2 separate regions of the Homo sapiens genome follow, and region 1 is linked to region 2. Evidence: read pairs that join two places in POLR2A ChIA-PET (ENCODE). Cell type or tissue: B cell. All regions are shown on one strand. Each heading gives the region's core, and the rest is flanking DNA. Links, peaks and the distances in the headings are about the cores only. Region 1 overlaps NIPAL4-DT (NIPAL4 divergent transcript). Region 2 overlaps CYFIP2 (cytoplasmic FMR1 interacting protein 2).

Evidence for each region. Peaks named below come from ENCODE experiments on the same cell type or tissue, not always from the same donor. Only the 100,000 strongest peaks of a DNase experiment are listed, where the experiment ranks them.
Region 1: POLR2A ChIA-PET joins it to region 2 with 6 read pairs; 3 of 35 experiments call an interaction of 5 or more read pairs at or near these places.

Annotation. Positions count from the first base shown.
Region 1 is chr5:157,421,582-157,424,499 of GRCh38, forward strand. The region is part of intron 1 of NIPAL4-DT (NIPAL4 divergent transcript); the gene reads right to left. It also overlaps the pseudogene RPL26P18. Among named protein-coding and RNA genes, the nearest start is that of NIPAL4-DT, 37 kb to the right of the region's middle. In B cell, for the core only: no CTCF peak of the experiment used is centred there; no DNase peak of the experiment used is centred there.
Region 2 is chr5:157,322,781-157,325,689 of GRCh38, forward strand. CYFIP2 (cytoplasmic FMR1 interacting protein 2) reads left to right here. Exons shown (of 31, transcript NM_001037333.3): 16 at 1,141-1,294; 17 at 2,702-2,858. Among named protein-coding and RNA genes, the nearest start is that of FNDC9, 21 kb to the right of the region's middle. In B cell, for the core only: CTCF peaks have their summits at 527 and 1,642; a DNase peak (open chromatin) is centred at 1,638.

The DNA.
Region 1 (2,918 bases), core at 270-2,769, 99 kb after region 2:
TAAACATGGAAAGGAACAGCTGGTACCAGCCACTGCAAAAACATGACAAGTTGTAAAGACCATCGAGGCTAGGAAGAAACTGCATCAACTAACGAGCAAAATAACCAGCTAACAACATAATGACAGGATCAAATTCACACATAACAATATTAACCTTAAATGTAAATGGGCTAAATGCTCCAATTAAAACACACAGACTGGCAAATTGCATAAAGAGTCAAGACCCATCAGTGTGCTGTATTCAGGAGACCCATCTCACGTGCAGAGACACACAAAGGCTCAAAATAAAGGGATGGAGGAAGATCTACCAAGCAAATGGAAAACAAAAAAAGGCTGGGGTTGCAATCCTAGTCTCTGATAAAACAATGAGAACACCTGGACACAGGAAGGGGAACATCACACACCGGGGCCTGTTGTGGGGTGGGGGGAGGGGGAAGGGATAGCATTAGGAGATATACCTAATGTAAATGACGAGTTAATTGGTGCAGCACACCAACATGGCACATGTATACATATGTAACAAACCTGCACGCTGTGCACATGTACCCTAGAACTTAAAGTATAATTTTAAAAAAATTAAAAATGAAAAATAAACTCATGAGTCAACAAACTGCAGCCCTTGAGCCAAATTCAGCTTGCTACTCATTTTTCTACAGCTAATGAGCTAAGAATAATTTGTACAGTTTAAAATAGTTGAAAAATTAACAGGAATAATATTTCATGATATGTGAAAATGTTATGTAATTTACATTTTAGGGTAATAAATTAAGTTTCACTGGGGGAAAAAAAGTGAGGGAGATATTAAAAGATTCCCAGATAACGCTTTTGCAGCCATCACCAAAGTGGGAGCAACCAAAACAAAGTTCAATCCCTTTGTGACTTCCAACCGAAGGAAGAATTGCAAAAGGCATTTCAAAGCACCTTCCCACATTCCCAGAAAGATGTCTTCCCCTCTTTCCAAACAGCTGAGACAGAAGTACAACGTGTGGTCCCTGCCCATCCGAAAGGATGATGAAGTTCAGGTTGTATGAGGACACTATAAAAGGTCAGCAAATTGGCAAAGTAGTCCAGGTTTATAAAAGAAATATGTTATCTACACTGTATGGGTGCAGCAGGAAAAGGCTAATGGTGCCACTGTCCACATATGCATTCACCCCAGCAAGGTGGTTATCACTAGGCTAAAAACAGACAAAGACCACAAAAAGATCCTTGAATGGAAAGCCAAATCTCACCAAATGGGAAAGGAAAAGGTCAAACACAAGGAAGAAACAATTGAGAAGATGCAGGAATAAAGTAATCTTATACACAAGCTTTGATTAAAATTTAACAACTGAAAAAAAGAGATTCCCAGATAAATAGAAGTTGAGGGAGTTTGTGACCACTAGACCTGTCCTGCAAAAAAAAAAACTAGAGGGAGTCCTACAGGTTGAAATGAAAGGACACTAGACAATAACATGAAGCTATATGAAGAAATAAAGATCTCAGCAAAGGTAAAACATGGGCAATTTTTAAAGCTAATATTCTTGTAAGAATTATCTGTAACCACATTCTTTGTTTCCTGCATGATTTAAGAGACTAAAAATTATTACTAGTCCAAAAGCTAGTACAGTTAACCCTTGAACAACATGGGTCCACTTATATGTGGATTTTTACTTTTTTTTTTTTTTTTTGAGACAGGGTCTCACTGTGTCACCCAGACTGGATTGCAGTGGCACAATCATAGCTCACTGCAGCCTCAACCTCCCAGGCCCAGGTGATCCTCTTACCTCAGCCTCCCAAGTAGCTGGGACCACAGGCATGTGCCATCATGTCTGGCTAATTTTTTTGTATTTTCTGTAGAGACAGGGTTTTGCCACGTTGCCTAGGATGGTTTATGAACTCGTGGACTCAAGGGATCCACCCTCCTTAGCTTCCCAAGTGCTGGGATTACAGGCATGAGCCACCATGCCCAGCCACATATGGATTTAAAAAAAAAAAATTATTGGAAAACTTTTTTGAGATTTGCAACAATTGGAAAATAATCACGGATGCATTGCATAGTCTAGAAATATAAAAAAGTAAATGTTATGAATGTATAAACTATAAATAGGTGCTATTTTATCTCTTCTACCATAAAATATATAGAAATTAGAAAAAGGTAAAATTTATGAAAACTTACACACTTACATGCCATACATTGTGCCATTTGCAGTCAAGAGAAACATAAATAAAGATGTGGTATGAAATCATAACTGCATAAAATTAACTGGAGTACATACTGTACTGTTGTAATAATTTCATAGACACTTTCTGTTGCTGTTGCAGTAAGACCAAGTATGGTGAGTATCTGCTTAAAATGTTGTGTGATGCTTTGCATCTCCATGTGAACAGTTTGTCCCTCTAGTAAATTGCATATAGCAGTAAAAAGATCTCCAGCAGTTCTCATGTATTTTTCCTTATGTTTAGTGAAATACTGTAAACCTTCAGTAACAACCTGAGGCCCATACAAAATGCCACTAGTGATGCTGGAAGTGTTCAAGAAGCTGAGAAAAATCTTGACATTACAAGAAAAAGTTGAATTACTTGATACGCATAGATTGAGGTCTGCAGCTGGGGTTGTCTACCACTTCAAGATAAATGAATCCTACATTAGGACTACTGTTTAAAAAAAGAAGCTAAAGCTGCAGCTATGCCAGGAGTCATGAAAACCTTCCTCTCTGTACAAAATATTTTATCTCATGTTGAAAATGCAGCTTTTATGTGAGTACAGAGTTGCCAGAAGAAAGACATACATGGATATGGTTCCAAGATGGCCGAATAGGAACAGCTCCAGCCTACAGCTCCCAGCATGAGCAGAAGATGGGTGATTTCTGCATTTTCAACTGAGGTACTGGGTTCATCTCACTGGGACTGGTTGGACAGTGGGTGCAGCCCACAGA
Region 2 (2,909 bases), core at 410-2,909:
GGTTGGAGTGTCTCAGAGGTGGCCCCCGGCAGTCGCGGCGGCTTTCCCACCGTATACAATACCTCTTGCTTTTCTCTCTCTCTCTCTCTTTCTCTCTCTCCCTCTTCCCTGTCTCTCCTGCCCTCCCATTCCCTCTTCCTTCTCTCCTATCTATGTCTTAGGCCTGCCAGTGGTCCCCGAGGGCTTTGTTTCACCCCACTGGTGGCACACAGGGCCGAAGAGGCTGCCGATCCCTGGTATCACACCGCCTGGCTGGGTTGGTTTGGGTACCCTTCTCGAGGAGGCAGCAGGAATGGACTAGCCTGGCTCCTCAAGGCCCCTTCCAGCCCTAAGATTCACAGACAAATGATGTGGAGAGATCTAGATTAGCAAAGAGAACCACCCCACCGCACTTGCATCCTTTGCACTTAAGGCACCCTGTAAGCGGGAGTTAATTGTCTAGTAGCCTCCTGTGTAAGTACCAATGTTAACCCGCCTTCCACCCTGAACTTCAGCAGGCTGTGCAGTGCAGCTGATGCCACCAAGGGGGCGCCATCGCTCAGCCATGGGGTCAAAACGCTGAGGGTCAGGAACAGGTGTGGGAGGGGGTTCGTTCTGATCTTATCCCATTTCTCAGTTCCTCAGAATGTTAGTGCTGAAAGGGACTGGTGTGAGAAGGCATCTGGTCCAACCCCCTCATGTTACATGAGACAACTGAGGCCCAGAGTGGGGGCTTTGTTGCCTAAGGTCACACAGCAAATCAGCAGCAGTGCCTGGCCTTGAACCCCGGTCTTTTGACTCCCAGTCCAGTGCTCCACCCATGGCATCTGTGGCCCTCTGGGAAAGCAGGGAGTGACTCCAGGGTGACACGTAATGAGGTTCTCCTCTGATATACACGCCCTTGGCCAAGCAGAGCAGGGAGCTACCTGGTGTGGCCAGGTCCACTGGCCCAGGGATGCCACGGGGCCCGGGTTGGCCATGAAGGTTTTCACAGTTCCACATTTATTTCTCAAACCTTAAACTGGTGCTTCCTTAGGACAGTGCTTTTTAAGAGCAGACATCTGCAGAAAAAAAAAAATACATAAATACAACATGAAGCAACCTTTTTCCCCGGGGTAGAGGGCCAGCTTCTGACCTTCTCATCTTGCTTTCTTTTTCAAGCTGTACATGGTGCGGACCATGCTTGAATCACTCATTGCAGACAAAAGCGGCTCCAAGAAGACCCTGAGGAGCAGCCTGGATGGACCCATTGTCCTCGCCATAGAGGACTTTCACAAACAGTCCTTCTTCTTCACACATCTGCTCAACATCAGTGGTGAGCTGCATCCCATCCCTGCTAAGGCATGGGAGGAGGGGATGAGGGCTCTCAGAGCCGCTAAGACCACCAAGCCAGGCATTGCAAAGGGACGTGACCGTTGACCCTAAGGGGCACATATCACCACCAAGGAAAAAACACATACACTTTCCAGTGGGCTTTTGGAGCTAGGAAAGGCCAGGTTCAACTCAGCTGTTCTGACTTAGCTAAATTTGTCCAGGAGATACTTGTGGCTAATTTGTCATAAAGTCCTTAGTAGAGCGGGATCAAAAACAAGAATACGTACATACAGACACACGGATGCTAGACTTTTGCTACTCAGCCGCAACCAAGCGCTAATTAGTACTTGCTGCTGCCAGCAGGGGAGGCTCTCGAGCTGCATCCCAGTCCTGTGTTCTTCACACTTCCTCTCCTTTTAGTAAGATGTATGTCCAGAGCAGAGGAAGAGTAGTATCTCAGGAACATGAGTCTTCATATGTCTGCTGGCATTGACAAGAGTGATTGTAACAAACAGTACAAACTTCTCCATTAGAGAGTAGCCCGGGAAGGGCCTTCAAGGTCTCTAAACTGTATGGGATCTGGCAATTATCACACGCGAGGAGTCAAGGAGCCACAATCCAGTTGAAAGTGGGCACTCGGGGGCCTGTCTTGACACTGTGTTTGTATAATGAACACACTTTTTTTTTTTTTTTTGAGACGGAGTCTTGCTCTGTTGCCCAGGTTGGAGTGCAGTGGCACTATCTCAGCTCACCGCAACCTCCGCTTCCCAGGTTCAGGCTGGAGTGCAGTCGTGTGATCTCAGCTCACCGCAACCTCTGCCACCCAGGTTCAAAGAATCCTTCTGCTTCAGCCTCCCGAGTAGCTGGGATTACAGACATGCACCACTGTGCCCGGCTAATTATTTATTTTTTTAATTTATTATTATTATTATTTTTTGGTATTTTTAGTAGAGACGGGGTTTCGCCATGTTGGCCAGGCTGGGCTCAAACTCCTGACCTCAAGTGATCTGCCTGCCTCAGCCTCCCAAAGTGCTGGTATTATAGGCATGAGCCTCTGCGCCCGGCCACGAGCGTACTTTTCATGCTTAGGTTGCAGGTTTTGTAGGAGAGTGATGGCTTTGTAGGAGAGGGATGGGAACTATAGGGGCATCTAAAGCTCTAAAACATCACTGCCTCCTCTTCTCCCCCACCAGCCCACAACCACTGCCTCTCAAGCTTAACAAATGCTTGAGAGGCAGTAGATGTTAGGCTTGCCTTTAAGTAAAAGAGAGCAGGATCTACTAATCAATATTAGTACCTGCTACATACCTAACACAGTGACAATAACAATGAAAATTAATAAAAACAATGAGAACTAAGGTCTTTTAGTTCTAAAAGTAACCAAAGGCTCGTTCCCTTATGCTTTCAGAAGCCCTGCAGCAGTGTTGTGACCTCTCCCAGCTCTGGTTCCGAGAATTCTTCCTGGAGTTAACCATGGGCCGACGAATCCAGTTCCCCATCGAGATGTCCATGCCCTGGATTCTAACGGACCATATCCTGGAAACCAAAGAACCTTCCATGATGGAGTAAGAGGCAGGATTGGGCCAGCAAGTGGCTCCTGGGGTACAAGTAGAGGG